Linked DNA regions of Mus musculus: region 1 is linked to region 2. A link is a loop called in an ENCODE intact Hi-C map of the cell type or tissue named here. Cell type or tissue: left cerebral cortex. All regions are shown on one strand. Links, peaks and the distances in the headings refer to the core of each region. The heading gives the core; the rest is flanking DNA. Region 1 overlaps Tnr (tenascin R). Region 2 holds the start of 4930562F07Rik (RIKEN cDNA 4930562F07 gene).

Region 1 (8,331 bases), core at 59-8,058, 400 kb after region 2:
GTAGAAGTGTATCAGTCAAGAGAGGTGGACCAGGGGTAAAAGATGAACAAAACTCAAAGGGAGGAGTATCAAAGGCTGGGTGGCAAGGCAAGACTGGAGGCTTTGGAGTGAGCTGAGTCTGAATGAGTTTATTGCTATATAGAATGTTCTTGGTGGGAGATAGACTGAGCCACAAAGCAAGGTGAAGAGTGCCCAATGTCCTTAGTGGGGAAGTCCACATAAATAGTGACCATCTCTGAAGCATCAGGAAGGCTGTGTAGGCAGGGCTTCTATGCCAAGAAGAGCCTGTAGACCCTGGCCATTTACAGAGAAGGTAGCAGAGTGGATGGGTGGGGCAAAGCAGGTGAGTTAGGCATGCCTGCTGCAAGAGGCTGCTATGGAAGCTCACTGGGGGAACTCTGTCTTCAGTGGCAGCCGTTTCTCCCCTCGTTCCCTGCAGAAGGTAATAACCTGTCACCAGAGCAAATAAAGTCTGATTTACATGAAATTTAATGCTAAGCATTTTCCTTTATTCCCTTGCGCCTCGGTGGCAGGCTGGCAGTACCAGCACAGCCGGGCCTGCTGTGTGCAGTGGTTGGATTTCACTGGATAGAAGTTTAACAAGAAATTACTTCCGTGTGGCGGGCTCTATTAGTCTGGGTAGGGAGCCTCTGTCAGCTCAGCAATATGCAACCTGTTTCATTTGAAAGAGGTACAAAGTCAGATGGTGAGGGTTTGGAAAGCTGGGAGGAGAGGGGAACGTATAGGGAGAAATGCTCTCAGTTTCAGGGTTCTGGTCCTTGCCACTCAGCTTCACGGTGACTGTTGGCTGGGCCTCAGAAAGCCGCATCTGCATCCTTATGGTTACTTCTGTCATTGCATCACACACAACTGAACGTGTTCTTGGAGGACCAACCATGGCTGTGCCAAACACAGTGGCTACAAAGACACAACGGAGGCAGAATGTATACTTCCCAAAATCAGCTCCTCACACAAAACAACTTCCCTCCTCCTCTTTCTCCTCCTCCTCTTCCTCCTCTTCCTCCTCTATCAACATTCCCAGTGCATCACCCCAAGCTAGGGAATATTTCATGAACATCCTTGTACCTTGTTAAAGTCCATTGATTTAAAATGTCTGCATTTCTCTTCGGTATTTTAACAGACCCAGCATAAATGCCACCATCTTCAGCAAGCCTTCTTCATCTCTCATACCAGGATAAGACCCCTCCCCCACCCCGTCCGTGCTCCCAGTCAGTGCTGGGATGTGTTCCTAACTCTTCACTGCCTTGTTCTATGTAAGTGACTGGGCTTTCTGCCTCTGTACTACACAAACCCCTTTAAGGCTTAGCATAAAACTGTAGTGATTAGGGAAGAAAGCAAGCCGCCCCCTGGGGGGTTTCAATTTATTCCTGTATACTATATGTATTATGATTAGGGGGCTCTGTTGCCATAATCTGTTAGGGAAGAAAGTCCATGCTCAGAGTTAAACATGTATTCCATACGGCAGGTGGGCCATGGGGGAGGGGCATGCACACTGGCCAACTCTTCCTGATAGGGGAAAACTCAGAAGGCTGCCTTCAGAGAACTCACTAGCTTCCCCCATATAGTGCTAGCTTTCCTTTCTTTATTGATTTTCTCTGTCCTTCTGATCCCTGTTTAGCTCACCAAGCTTGCTTGCTCGATTAATTAATTGATTGATTGTTGATTGACTTCTAATTGGCCTGATCCACTCGCTTCCATCTCATCCCATTTCCTTTCTGGAATCTCTTTGCTATCTAACACATTGAAAGGGAGTCTTGCCTTAGTTTCTTGCCCTAGTGTTGAGATGAAATACCCCAACAAAAGCAACACAGGGGAGAAAGGGCTTAGTCAGGCTCACAGGTAAGTGATACAGTCGTCATGGTCAGTGGTAGCCAAGGCTCCAGGAGCTTGAAGAAGCTGGTCATATCAAATGTGCAATCAGGAACACAGAGCAGCAAATGCACGCTGCTTGTTTTCTCTATTTTCTGAAGGCCTGCATCCCTTGTCAGTAAATACTCCTGACCATAATAGAAATGGATATTTCCACATCACTTAACACAAATAAGATAATCCACCCACATACACACCTGTATGTCCAATGGCCCATCTCCCAGGTAAGTCTAAATTCTGTCAAGTTAGCATTTAATACGAATCATCACTGGGGGCTGATCAATGATCTCTCCATGGTTTATTCTGGGCCATGGAATCTTGGGGTGCCATCCTTTGGCATGTACTAGGTGTCTTTTATCGCCATATGAAAGCTTGGTCAGCATGGCTGTGTGGAATGGCAACTGCCACGGAACTGGGGATGGGAGCTTGGGACAGCAGGGCTGGCACAGAGGCTGGTAGCCATGATTCAGGCCTTTCCCCTGCAGAGAGCCACACTGCCTCTATGACACATTCATGATAGGATCTCACGGTTTCAGAATCTGCGGCACTGACATTCCACACATCAGCTTTTCTTGCCCCATGCTTGATTATCAGCTGCAGCAGAGCTGCACCAGGAGGAAAACCTGCTGCCCCAGATGCTGTATTCCCAAGCCTATTAGGGATGAGTTTTACATTTTTTTCTGCAGGCAAAGATTATCAATGCCATTGCTCATGCAGATAACTAGGAGTGGGCTGTCAATATTGCACTTATTAACTGTGTGACCCTCAGCCAGTCACTTCACCTCCCTGAGCCTCTACCCCTCCTCGGTAACATGGGAGGAAATTGCCTAGAAATGTTGCAGCACACAGGAAATGAAGACCCAGCTCCGGGTCTTGTGTGAACAGGATACCCAAGGCATAGCAGCTCCTGCTATTCGTAGTAAATGGACTCAGATCTCCTGTCTATAGCAGCGGGTGTCTAGCTGAGCATGTCTTGCCCAAGGGAGTTGAACAGGGGTCACTGGTCAAATGCAGGAAATAGGAGGTAAGCATAAAGCAGGAAGGCTCCAAGTAGATCCAAGTACAAGCTAAGGACAGAGATGGAGAGGGAGGGCAGTTTAGCTGTATGGATAACTAGATAATTGCAAGATGAAAGGGCTGATAGAGAAGGTAAACAAGATTGATAAAGGAGATTTAAAAGGAAAGGGAAGTCAGCCACTGCAAGGAATATAAATAGATCACAGTAGCAACAGGATAGATGCTGTGGATGGAAAGGGCCCATAAAACAGAATAGACAGAAAATATAAACAGTGCAAATAGTGCAATGGAAAGAAGGTGAAAATGACAGGAGCAGAAAGATAAGCACATTACCCAGATAGATGCTCTGACCAGCAGGGAGGAAGGAGATGACTGCATCACAGCTGGACCACCAATGAGTGAGAGGGAGGCTCCAGGATTAGCCATGCCTCCTACTGCCTCTGGCTCTGGATGCTAAAGGGCACCAGGACATGGCTTAGTGAGGAGACCCCAAAGCCAAGCTAGAATGAGAACACATGGAAACCTGGTCTGAACTTTGCCACTTTTTTTCTGCACTTGTTACAGAGAGGCACCTGAATGAGAGCCAGTCAGGAGATGCCAGCCCCCGTGGCTGGCAGAGAGGGTGAACGGCTTCTGCAGTCTTTGATGCTGGAGCCAGGGCTAGGGTGGTCAACAGCCTTAGTGGAGTTGTGTTCTTTCTGGGCAGAAAATTCTCTCCTCTCCTGCCAAGAACTGAAGCTATCACCCCAGTCCCTTGCCCACAGTAGTGCTACCAAGTGTCAAGAAGTGCCTCTCATATGGGAGTGTTTGGAGAGAGGACAGGGGGGAGAAATGTAGTTATATCAGAATCTCGAAAATTAAATAATGTGCCTCTCCACCACCACTCAGTGTTTCATCCAGATAACTGTCTCAAGTGAGGAATATAACTATCATTCATGACAACTCGTTATAAACATTTGTTTAATCTGGGCCAAAAAATAAAGGGAGTAATCTTGTTTCCTGTTTTACCTCCCTCCCCTCCCCTCCCCTCCCCTCCCCTCCCCTCCCCCTCTGTATCCCTCCTTCCCTCCCTCTCTACCTCCCTCCTTCTTACCTTCTTGCAATTAAGATTCAATAATTGTGTAGCTAACATACAATACAAGGCATTTTATAAGGACTAGGGAGTGCTATAGGCAGTGGGGATGAGGAAGAGTCAAGGGAAGGGGGTAAAGTCTGCAGGGAGCTGGTGAGTGGGTGAGTTCCTTGGGTGGATAGGGAATGCAGTCTAGGCAAAAGAGAAGGCTTGGCCAAGAACACAATGCATTTAGGTAACTACAAGTTTCAAAAGTCCAGCAATGGGCAGACGGTGCAGGGAATTTGTATGGATAATGAGTGGTCAAAGTTGGGAGCTTGGACTTTGCTTGCCTCCGTGGTAACCCACAGAGAGTTCTGAGAAGCAGGATAAAGTTAGAATTCTGAATGATGGTTTGTAAAATGACCAGGAGGATGCAAGGCTGGAGACTGAGAGGCCAGGGTGGATTTCTAGAGCCATGAATCTAGAGAGGAGAAAAGTGTACCACTCCCAAATCCCTTATTTTCTACTGTCTTTCCTCTTTGGGAAATAACTCTGATTCTTATCTCTGGTAGGTTCTGCCTTTTATCCTTCCATTCATTTTCTTTCCCCCTCTTACTTCTCCTTCCAGGGTCAGCTACTGTTTTTTTTTCCTTTATTTTTAAATTGGGTTTTATTTCATTTACATTTCCAATGCTATCCCAAAAGTCCCCCACACGCTCCCCCACCCACTCCCCCACCCACCCACTCCTACTTCTTGGCCCTGTCGTTCCCCTGTACTGGGGCATATAAAGTTTGCACGACTAATGGGCCACTTTTTCCAGTGATTCATATGCAGCTAGAGACACAAGCTCCAGGGGGTTACTGGTTAGTTCATATTGTTGTTCCACCTATAGGCTTGCAGATCCCTTTAGCTTCTTGGGTACTTTCTCTAGCTCCTCCATTGGGAGCCCTGTGATCCATCCTATAGCTGACTGTGAGCATCCACTTCTGTCTTTGCTAGGCCCCGGCATAGCCTCACAAGAGACAGCTATATCTGGGTCCTTTCAGCAAAATCTTGCTAGTGTATGCAATGGTGTCAGCGTTTGGAAGCTGGTTATGGGATGGATCCCCAGATATGGCAGTCTCTAGATGGTCCATCCTTTCATCACAGCTCCAAACTTTGTCTCTGTAACTCCTTCCACTACTGTTTTTAAGGATGTTATTGGTCCCCATAGCAACCTAGACACACCAGAGAACCTTTTGCAAGATGCTAAAGCCCGAATGGCATAAAAGAGAGAATACAAAGTCAAAGAAGAGAACTCCACCCTCCAGACATTCTCTCATAGAGTGGACCCAGAACCCTCTCACACCGAGAAACTGATTTGGACAGGCAGATACTATGGGGGGAGAAAAAATGGAGAGGTGGTTCTGGTAGCTGATGCAAAATGCAGTTTGACATTCGTTTCTGAGGTGTGGTGAATTATTTTGACAAATTCAGTCTTGCCATGTCAGTCATATGTTTTGTGCTTTTCCAACCTAACCCCTCTGAGAAGATCGAAGGGTCAGACGAACAGGACCATGTTTGCTGTCTGCCCCATAGCACGTGACATGGTGGGATACACTGGGTAAGGGCTCAGAAAAGCCATAAATGAATATCATTAATGAATGAAGCTAGACAGTACACCTGGGGGTGTCTACTTGCATATGCAATGTGATTAACTTTTTACAGGAAACCCAGGGAAAGCTGTCATTCAAAGTAATGCCTTGGCTGATTCTCCCACTGCTCAATATATCCTTTGAACTTCTCCTGGAATTATCTTTAAAGCTAGTTAATGAGCCACACAAGAATAGCAGTCTTACCACATTATAATCGTGGCAGGCACATGGAGTCTGCTCTCTTCCTTCTGCAACTCTCAAACTAAGGAAGCTTGTGGGACTCTTTACCCACTTTCAAAGAATCTTCTTTGCAGGTTTCATTTTGTAGGCTCAAAATGTCCATAACATTTTACCTACTCTTATTTTCAATCAGAGAGGGAGAGGAGAGGGGGGTGGATTTTGTATTTGGGGGTCAAAACAAGGAGAGCTCATATTTTCCCGATCCCCCATCATCTTATAGCATGTGGATTTATTTAAATTCATAGTGCTGTCTTTCCATAGTGAGGATGGGGAGAGTCTGGGTAGTTTTATAAGAAGAACAAAGGGTTTCACATCCTCGGGAAGTCTTCTTTGAAAACAAACAGTGATCTGAAAGGTGCCCGGTTCTGAGTGATGGTAAGTCCTTCCAGGTTTCCAAATGGGAACCCTGCCAGGCCAGCCATCAAATCTGAAAGCTCAGAGGAGCAAGCATGACAGCTGCCTTTTAAAAACTCATAGAAACTCCCGCATGGTGTGAGGCAGGACCAAGCATAGCATAGGTCTTCAGTGCGACAGTGACATCCCCTAGCATACAGTCAGGGAGCCTGGTCCTCGATTTCTGTATGGCCAGGGTCTCCCTTCAGGGCAAGGGATGTCCGAGTGTGTGCTGTGGCTGCATGAGAAGAAGCCTCTTGAGTAAGCCCCAGAAGCTCAGACCCATCCAAACAGGAAGCTGATCCTCCCTTGGCATCTCGATGAAGTCTCTTGGCAGAGAAGCAGGTCCTAGCTCGTCAGAAATTCTATCTTTGGCAGCCATGAGCAGATGGATTGGGGTTTCCTGGGGTCAAGCATTTGCACTTGTCCAGCTCCTCCTCCAAAACAGATATTTATAGTTGAAAAACAATCTGTCGATTGGGAAGTGTAAGGAATCCTCTCCTCCAGGAGGGGGTAAAAAGAGAACCCGTGGTGGGTGTTCCGATGCTTACACAGAACAAGGCCTTCAGTTGTCTCCATGACAGAAGCTTTGACACCTTTAGGGCAAAGTTCCTTACTTCACTTGGGTTGTCATTTTGTAGATTGAAAAATGTAAATGATCGGATAAGATGATGTGATGTATCCTATCCATCCATCTACATCTATTCTCATGCTTGGATCAGAATTAGAGATCTGTTCATGTCCTAGACCATAGTAATACCAGACAACCCTACAGGGCAGGACTTATCCAAAGGGCTCATCAGCCAATTAAATTCACAAACTCTGGGAGGTATCAAAAGGACCCTCTTTCTTGCTTCAAAAGCAAAATTAGAACAATATTCTGAATATTATGTCATGGGTTTCCCTTTATATGCAGTTCCTTTTCACCCTACTTTTGATGTGGTGTCAGACACCTCTGAGGTTAGCTGAATGATGCTCTCTGCCCTCCTGTGATAAAGAAAAAAGGCCGCCACCAGTTGCTGGTGTCTTACTCTAGGCCATCTTAAACTTCAAAGTGAAAGCAGTTTCTACTCCCTGACCAGCCTCAAGTTTTCTGTTATAGGAGAAGAAACAACACAAGTCAGCAGGACAGGTGTGGATAGGCTGAGGGCCTGGGACAAAACCTCCTCTTCCTCCCAATCCCCAAGTTCCTTGGGGCTTGATTAGATTCCAAGGAATGACCATCCAGAGACTGCCCCACTTGGGGATCTGTCCCATATACAACCATCAAACCCAGACACTCTTGTGGATGCCAACAAGAGCTTGCTGACAAGAGCCTGATATAGCTGTCTCCTGAGAGGCTCTGCCAGTGCCTGACTAATACAGAAGTGGATACTCACAGTCATCCATTGGATGGAGCACAGGGTCCCCAATCAAGGAGCTAGAGAAAGGACCTAAGGAGCTGAAGGGGTTTGCAGCCCCATAGGAGGAACAACAATATGAACTAACCAGTACCCCCAGAGCTCCCAGGGACTAAACCACCAAGCAAAGAAAACACATGCTGGGACTCATGGCTCTAGCTGCATATGTAGCAGAGGATGTCCTAGTCGGTCATCAATGGGAGGAGAGGCCCTTGATCCTGTGAAGGTTCTATGCCCCAGTATAGGGGAATTCCAGGGCCAGGAAGCAGGAGTGGGTGGGTTGGTGAGCGGTGGGGGGGGGGGGGGGGTTGGAGGGGAAACCAGGAAAGCAGATAACATTTGAAATGTAAATAAAGAAAATATCTACTTTTAAAAAGTTCAAAAGCAAACAAACATAAAACAAAGCTAAAAGAAAAGTGCCTATACAAGTAGAACTCCACACTCCTAAGTCTGCGGCTCAGGAGCTGGCTGCCAAGCCTGACAGCCTGAGCTCTGTCTGTGGGGTCCAAACAATGCAGGACAAGAACTGACAGCACTCGACATGTCTCAAGAAAAGGAGGGATTTCTCCAAGTGACAGCCGTGGAACCTGAATGCACAGAGGTTTAGATTCCTTGCCTGACAAGCAAATGACAATACAGATCTTGAATCGATATTGGTGCTATGAATTAAAGTGTATCTTCCCATAAAGGCACAGAGAAGCC
Region 2 (8,331 bases), core at 93-8,092:
GGGTTTGGCCACTGAACTGACCTGTGTGGGAGACTGAAGCTGTTTTAGCATCTTTTTGCTTATAGGTCCTTTGTTGCCATGGAGAAATTTCAGCTGACCTTCAAATAGTTTACTCTGAGCAGAAAAGGAAATCTGGGAAGTTCATTTCAGAGTGTTTATAGAGTGGGCAACATCCCAGCCCCCACCCTTCCTGCATGCTGCCCCTTGCTCTAGCATGGTCCATCCAGCAGTTTATTCCAAGCTTAAAGGAGGCCATCCCATGCTTCAGGATGGCCCAATGTGAAAGGGGACGTGAGAAGTGAGGATACACTAGAAGCCAGGAGCAGAGCATCTGTCCTACAAACAGCGGTAAAGTTTCCAAAGTGTTATCTATTCTGTGCATACACAGGGCAGAGAGGAGCAACCAAGCTACTGGCCCTGGTCAACTCTTAGAACTTCTGGAAGATAGAAAACAAGTCAGGACGGTGGTGGTTTAAGGAAAAAGTGAGTCACTAAGAGAGAGAGAGAGAGAGACAGAGAGAGAGACAGAGAGAGAGAGACAGAGAGAGAGTGTGTGTGTGTGCATCTAATCCCACCACAAAGGCTTTAGGGGGCTGTAGTGATGGCATCAGATCTAGAAATGCAGGGCCGTGGGTGTGGGGGAAAGGGAGTTCCGGTGCTCTGGGCAGGCAGATGCGGGTGGACTGCTTTTCACATGGCCCTGGGTGGGCATCTGGCTGTGTTAAGCCACTGACCCCAAATGGCGGGTGGTGGACAAGGGGCAGCCCCAGGTACCAGGTTCTCAGCCTCTGGTATCCCACGCTGGATATGGTGGAGGAGCTGAGAACAGAATAGGGGCCCCAGCAGCACTTGGCCCTGGAGATGAGGGGAGGAATGGGCAGGGGGAGGGGCGCTGGATGGTTCCCACAAGGGTGAGAGTCCTTGGTCAGGTCTGTGGCTGGAGCACAGGATGGCCTTCTGGCGGGATGTTAGACTCGGCCCATCCCATCCTTCAAGCACGGCAGGCCTTGATAATTAGAGACATATGGTTTTAGAGCTTTATTGTAGAAAGGCAGGGAGAAAGGAGGGAAGGTAGAAAGAGAGAGAGACCAGCCATGGCCATGTGAAGAGAGGGGGGAAGGGAAAGAGAGAAAGAGAACTAGAGAGTAAGAAAGATGAGGGCTTAAGAGAGTGAGGAGGGGGCCAAGCAGCCCCTCTTATAGTGGGCTGGGCTATCAGGCTGTTGCCAGGTAACTGTGGGGAGGAGCGTACCTAGGCTATAGTCAGGTAACTGTGGGGTGGAGTCTAGTCAGAATGCCAGAAGCTTGGGACATTGTTGGTGTGACTTAGTCACAGAATTATGGACAGACACCTGATTCTGTGAATGTGGCTCGCCTTTCTGTCCCTTGTAGATTTCTCTATTGGGTCACTGGAGCAAGCCCCATTCAACCAAAATAGGCTGCCCATCACAGTCCCACATAGAAAGACAGACTGAGTCATGAGGGAAGCAGCCAGACATCTGAGAGAGCCAGGCTGCACATGGACAGTATGGGGGAGGCAGTGTGGCTTCTCAGTGGTTGAGGAGCCCAGGGAGCCAGTGGGAAGGACAGGCAGGGGGTCATTGCTGCAATGGCTGTCAGGTCACATTGCCATTCAGAGCCAGCATGAGCTTTGATGTGTGTCCTTCTGCTCATTGCCCCTTCACAGGTCCCATTCCAGTGGGTCTCTAGTGAGTTCTACGCACCTGAGCTTTTCAAAGTTCCCCAGGGGCCTCTAACATCAACTCAGGGGTGAGAGTCATTGTTCCCACATAAGCCTTTGAATGGCGGAGAGCTCTCAGAGGCTTCGAAACCTTGAAGTGACACGGGAGGCTTGTATTTTGGAAATATTAGTTTGGTGACAGGTTGAGGAGGGCCACAGAGTGGGGATTTTGAAAACTACTTAGAAAATTGTGTGTGTATGCATGCGTGTGCATGTGTGTTCACATGTATGGACAAGTGTGTATATAGGACATTACCCTGGGTCTCCTTTTGCTACTTTCTACTTCATTTCCTGAGACAGGCTCTTATTCTGAACCCAGAACTCGCCGATGTGGGCAGTCTAGCCAGCCAGTTTGTTCTGTCTCCAGAGTATAAGGATTTACTTCAGGTGGGGCTGCCATGCCCAACCATCAAGTCCTCACACCTGAGTAGCAATCACTTCTTCCACGGAGCTATCTCCCGGCCCTTGTGTTATCTTTGGTTGACACAAATCTGTGGGGTAAAGCATGCCATTCCAATATGCACGTATATGTGAAGTGGTCAGCGCAGGTGACAGGCATCTCTATCACTGCTGACATATATCATACCTTGGTGTGGAGAACATGCATAGACCTCTCTACCGGTTGCTTTGGAATACACAGTTAGTCCTTGTCAGCCATAGTTACTCCACTGTGATTCAGAAAGTCAGAAGTCATTCCTTCTGTCTGTGCCCCTTGCCCATCCACAAGGGGTGTGGTCTAGGGGGAAGTGGGGAGGCTCGCAGACCAGCTCACAGCTGCTGTAATAGTTCTCCAAGTAGTACTGAGTCCCTTGGTCTGTGTCAGAAGGGGATCTATAGAATCAGCAGGAGTGAGGGAGGACTGGCTTCAGAGGCCAGCCTGTGACCACAGAGCTTGAAGATGTTTATGTGTCACGGCTGCTACCTCTGGAAATGGCTTGGCATTTGTGTTTGTTGAGTTTGAGTGTTCCGTTTTATAACTTACAATTATTGGGGATTCAAGGGCTACTGAAGCTGGAATATACTGCAGGAGAGAGTGAGGAAGGGGGAGAAAGAGAGAAACAGAAGAAAATAAAGAGAGAGAGGCAGAGACAGACAAACACACACACACAATTTAGGTGTGGGTTGTGCAAAGAGAGAGCATGCAGACAAGGAGGCATGCAAAGAACTAGAAGAAAACGTGGTGAAAAGCTGCTGGTGAAACTTAGTTATTAGAAAAGGTCCTCCCATTTAAAAAAAAAACCAAAAAACTTACATGTCTTCACTACCTTAGGTCTTCCACCAGGGTCAAGGAGAGGATCAACAGAGATGATGGGAACCAATCAATCAGGTTGGCGCCTGCAGTCTGGGGCAAGCAGGCTGCTATATCCACTCTTGCCAGTAGATGGCAGTGTTGTCTTATCAGGTGCCTTTCAAATCAAGAGAGACTCTCCCACAAAGGGAGGTTCTGGAAGGGTCCCCACTTCTCTGTTCCTTCCTGGGTAACTCTGTCTTAAGAGTTACCCAGTGGGGCCAAGTCAGCATCCAACCTGCACTTAGTGGTTTCTCCGGCAGTGTTTCTACCTGGATTAACACAACAGGTAAGCAGGCACCCCCTGGAAGGGGTTGCCTAGCTCATTCTTGGTTGTGTCTAGCCTGCAACCTCTCTATCACAGTGTGCTAGGCTGGTCAGTGTGTAGAAAGTTCCAGGGATATTTCAAAACTCTTCCTAAAATGCCCCTGTGAGTGAATTGTTTCTGAGGACACTTTAAGTTCCAGTTCCAGTGTTATATAAATAAGGTTACCAGGTTAGCTCATAAAACCCTGCTCATTTATAGAAGACAAACTTCTATATAATTATATATAAAGACAGCAAAGAATAGTTCTGAAGCCTGTAAACTTTAGCTCTTATTATATTTGGCTTGCCAGCTTTTTTAACGTTTTAAAAAGATTTATTTTAGAATTACTTATTTGATTTTATGTGCCCAAGTGTTTTCTGTCTTTGTATATGTATATACACAGGCACATGCTTGGTGCCCATGAGGCTAGAAAAGAATGTTGGCTCCCCTGGAACTGGAATTACAGATGGTTGTTAGCTGCTATGAGGGCCTGAGAACCAAACCTGAGACCTCTGCACCAACAGCATTCGAAACTTTTGCATGCTTTTTTTCCTCACTAGGAGATATGAAGAGCCTGTTGTAAGGCTGGTTTTCTGTGAATTGTCAAGAGGACTATGACAGATCATGGGTGGAAGAGAGAGAAAGGCTGGTGAAAGACAAGGAGGTTGCTGGAGTGTGGGTAATTCCACGCCTTCCTCCATACATTTCTTTTTTGATTTCTAGAACACAAACCATGGTTTTCCTTCATTAATGACACTTAACTTGAGCACTTAAGCCAGGCTCAGTGCTAAGTGGTTTTTCTTTTTTTTTTTATGTATTTCTCCATTTAATTTCTGAAGATAAGTTTTAATATGGAGGTAACATCACAGGCATAAATTACATGTGAGAACTGGTGTGGGTCCCAGGATCTGGACAGCCCTAGTCCTCAGCCCCAGCCCTCGGTGCTCAGGGACTCTCGTCTATTCTGCCAATAGCATCCTTTCTCCGCTCACCCAGTGCAACTCTTTGCCAGCCTGACTTGATGCTAGTCTTGGTGGATGTGTCCCTCTGGGAAAGTGACAAACACGTTATATGGTTGTGGTTTGTTCCTTTAGGCCAGTTGTGACCCTTCAGGACAAATACTGTAGTATGGGCTCAGTGGACTTGGCACCTCGAAAGAGCTAAAATCCTTTGATATGCATGCCCTGCCATTACTGAATAAATCGTGATGCTTGGCCCCATGGGAATCTGAAAACAATTCAATAAGTTGAACCTATGACCGATACAGTAAGTTGTCCGAAGGGAGTTTTGTTGCTGCTGCTGTTCAAGCTTGTGTGCCTGTGACTTTGAATTCAAGAATAATCTTAAGGGCAAAGGGCAAGCAGGCAGCAGAGTACTCCAGTCAGTTGAGAATGCTAATGGATGGTTGCATTGCGCAACTCTGTCCTAACGCTCCGAGTGTGGGTGAGCCTGAGCAGGCAGAGCTGATGGAGCTGGAAGGGTGGTGAGCCAATGAGATGCCTGGGAGTTGCACTATCGCCTCTGGGCGGCCCCTCCTCTGCATCAGAAACTTTCGCAATATTCTAGAGACTTGAATAGCAGGTTGAATGAAAATACTCTGTCCCCTGGTTGTCATAGCTTTGTAGTGATAGGAGAAAAGCTGAAGGATCAGCCGAAACTGCGAAACAGCCTGCCTTGGGCAAGACAGGAAGTGTGCAGCTGCGCCGTGGGTCTTCCTTCTCAAGCTTCCGTTAAACAGCGCAGCTGTTCACTAACACTGAATTACTCTTTCCACAAGATGCTAGCCTCTGCCATTCAGGGTGGTGTTCCTAGCCATAGGGTGGCTATTGAGTGCTTGAAATATGGCTGGCATAATTGAGCTCTGGACTTTTAATCTAATTTAATTTTAATGAACAGAGCCACATGTGGCTAATAGTACCAGATTGGGCAGTGCCAGTCGGGAACATTTCACCATCTTGTTTCTGTTGGCCCGCACTCTAGGTAAGCATTGTTGGGAAAGGAATCAAGAGCATCCAAGTCATTTCATTTTCTAACTAGGGCAAAGTTGTGGTTGACTTAGAAAAAGGATAAATGTGCTTATATAAATACATGCACATAGACACAGGTATCTGTGTCCCTTGGTCCTTTGTTTCTTAGCACCAGATTAACCCAAAGGTTATTTCTTCCTTTTCCTATGAAAGACATGGACTTCAGTGGAGAAATGTTTTCTAAGTGTCGCCAGGGAACATCAGTATGTTTTCTGCAGCCGTTGTTGCTCAGTTCAGCTTCCAAAGTCGCCTGCTTTGCGTAGAAGGGAGAGATGCCACATTTCTGGTCCTCAGACCTGAGATTCTAGGAGGCCAGGGACCAGGCAGGAAGAGCCTCTGCTTCTGTCAATTCTGTGTGAGAATAATATCTCAGCGGTAAGCCAGTGACTCAATCCAACGTGCGAGGAGGATTTCATTTTCAAAACATTTATTTAAATAAACTTTTATATGTATTTGAATTTTACAGAAAACAAAACACTGACAAATACTGTACAGCTTCGATCATTCATATGAGCGATTCATTTCTTGAAAAAGTGACTGGCTTTTCTTTACATCTTCCTGTTCTTTTTCCTCTTCCCAAGAAATCAAAAAAAGTCTATTGGACACTGGATAAAGACCCCTCTGACTGTTTCTGAGTGTGACTAAGGCAGGCCAGAAGTCCAGTGTGGGTGGGGACAACCCCAATGCCCAAGTCCATGCCAGTTGAGAAGGTCTCTTCTTTATGCATCTTCTTTTCAAATTTTCGAAAAAGATTTATTTTATGTGTATGAGTGGTTTGCCTGCATGTATACATGTGTACCACATGCATGTCTGGTACTTGGGTCTTCTACAGAAGCAACAAGTGCTCTTAACTGCTGAGCCATTCCTCCAGCCCCCTGGGGCCTCTTAGGTTCTTCATGAACTTACTGTCCCCAGATGGATCAGGTAGGCACAAGTCCCAAGCACCTTACCCTAGGACTGTATCCGTGGCAACTCTGGAATAGACCAAGGGAAACAGTGTCTGTAGAGTCATAAAGGAATGAATTGGCATGATGCAAGGAGAAGCAGTAATATGAGAAGAATTGTCAGGGTGAGGCAGGGCGACAGGGCACCAAGCAATACTTTGGGCTTCTGCTCTCTGGTGTCTATGGGAGGGCCTATCACTTCATGGGCCCTGTATCATCCTAAGTGCTCTATCAAGGCTGTCGGAGAGTCTGCGACAGGAAGAGGTGATCCAGTCACGGTTGGGATTCCAGGATATAGAAGCAACTGGGAACTGCCTTTCTGGATGGTTTATGTCAGGAACTGGCTCAAGTCTATTTGGTTAGAAAGCAGTAGGTACACTTGTGTCCAGAGTCAGGGGCTTTGTTATGGCAATCAGGGACAACTGACTGCTGTCTTAATTCAAACTGGCAGCCAGTTGTCACGGAAACCGTGTAATTTGTATGGTCCCTGATTCCGGCGATCCATCCTTGCAGACTGTTATCTGACATCCCATTTCTGCTGTGTCTTCACCTCTACCCCCAAGTCTTCTGTCTTAGGGCAACTGAGAGAAGTGGGAAGAGCATCTGGTGGGTACCAATTGGCAGAGAAGGGGAGAAGACTGGTCATTCTGTGACATGCGGAGGACAGCCAGGTAATCCACAACCAGCTCCCTATGTGACAAGGGGGCAGAGAATCAGGAAGTGTTGCTTTGGTCAAAGAGGCCTGAGGGTGGAAGGCTTGAGTGCCTAGTGGCATTGAGGTGATGTAGGATGAGCGGGTGAAATGTGACTGTCTGCTAGAAGGCCCAGGTAGCCACCATTAGGTAGCTACCCTCCAAGGGCCTGGAGCACATCGGGAGTAGACATGAGTACCAGGTGGCCCAGCTGAGCAAGTAGAGTACAACTTTACATTCATACAGTCTCATCAATTTTGGGAATTTTTTTCTTGCTGCTGTAATGTCATAATTTGGCTATGTCATTAATTAGACAGTGATTTTTCTACTGTCTATAATGGTCTCCATGGGGACAATATTTATAGAGCTCCCCAGTAGATGTGCAAATGAGCCGTTGGAGTATAATCGCTTCCAAGCTGGGAATTCTCTGCCTTTGTAACATGGCCACAATACAATCAAAATGCCAAGCAATTTGTTTTCTTTGACTGGGGAGGAAAGGCTCTCTTCCACTCAGAAAGTGGCATGGCTTCAGGTACCACAGGGCACATATGTCAATCAACCCTGGTCTCAATGCCTTGCCTCACCTTCTGTAGCAGTTAATGGCGTGTCTTAAAAGAGTAGGTCACTCAGGTTGAATTGTGAGGTATTACAAGTTATCCTTAGCATCATTGCATATCCATCCACAGTTATGAGTACCTACTGTGTACAAGACATTTGCCTGAGCATCAACATAAATAGCAACAGATACCTTTATAGTTTTATCTTTCATTTAAACTATGGCTTCTACCTCCCACTGGCAATACATTATGCACTGCTACCAACACAGGATTGCTTCTGGTATGTGTTGTGTTGTGTATGCGTGTGCATGTGCAAGTGTATGTGTGCATGTGTGATGGTTATGAGACTGGACTTGGGATGATCTTACTTGGTTTCTTTCTGGAAGCCCTTGGTCACACGGATTATAGCTAGCTCATGCGAGGCATCTCTCCTTACGCTTTCTATCTCTATATTACATCTCGTGGGTACACACCTGCAATCCAGTGAAGTGAATATGTGGGTTTCCATAGCTTTCTCATAGTCACTGCCAAGAGCTGTTCATCACTGCTTAGAAAAGGGCACCTTGCTGAGTAGTTATGGGGTAATGTCCCCGAGAGGTCTTGGGCCACATTAGACATCTGTTAGAGGTAATGAGGACCTTGTCGTGAATTGCAAGCAAAGAGCTTTGAGTGTATCTGGAGCCATACTTTAAACTTTCAGGTATAGGCAAAAGGTCAGAAGCATATAGAAACCACTAGCTATGTCTGTATCAATATATACTGAAGTGGGGACTGTA

The links. Hi-C counts contacts between places; a loop is a spot of excess contacts. Peaks named below come from ENCODE experiments on the same cell type or tissue, not always from the same donor. Only the 100,000 strongest peaks of a DNase experiment are listed, where the experiment ranks them.
Region 1: it touches region 2 in a loop (2.5-fold over the local background); 4 of 42 quality-filtered maps call a loop at or near these places.

Annotation. Positions count from the first base shown.
Region 1 is chr1:159,676,654-159,684,984 of GRCm38, reverse strand. The region is part of intron 1 of Tnr (tenascin R); the gene reads right to left. Among named protein-coding and RNA genes, the nearest start is that of Gm31348, 100 kb to the left of the region's middle. In left cerebral cortex, for the core only: no CTCF peak of the experiment used is centred there; DNase peaks (open chromatin) are centred at 3,568 and 6,592.
Region 2 is chr1:160,076,029-160,084,359 of GRCm38, reverse strand. 4930523C07Rik (RIKEN cDNA 4930523C07 gene) reads right to left here. Exons shown (of 3, transcript NM_001162896.1): 3 at 5,773-8,331. It overlaps 4930562F07Rik (RIKEN cDNA 4930562F07 gene), which reads left to right and starts at 6,375. Exons shown (of 3, transcript NR_038031.1): 1 at 6,375-6,431; 2 at 6,870-6,977. In left cerebral cortex, for the core only: a CTCF peak has its summit at 3,107 (motif pointing right); DNase peaks (open chromatin) are centred at 1,493 and 3,119.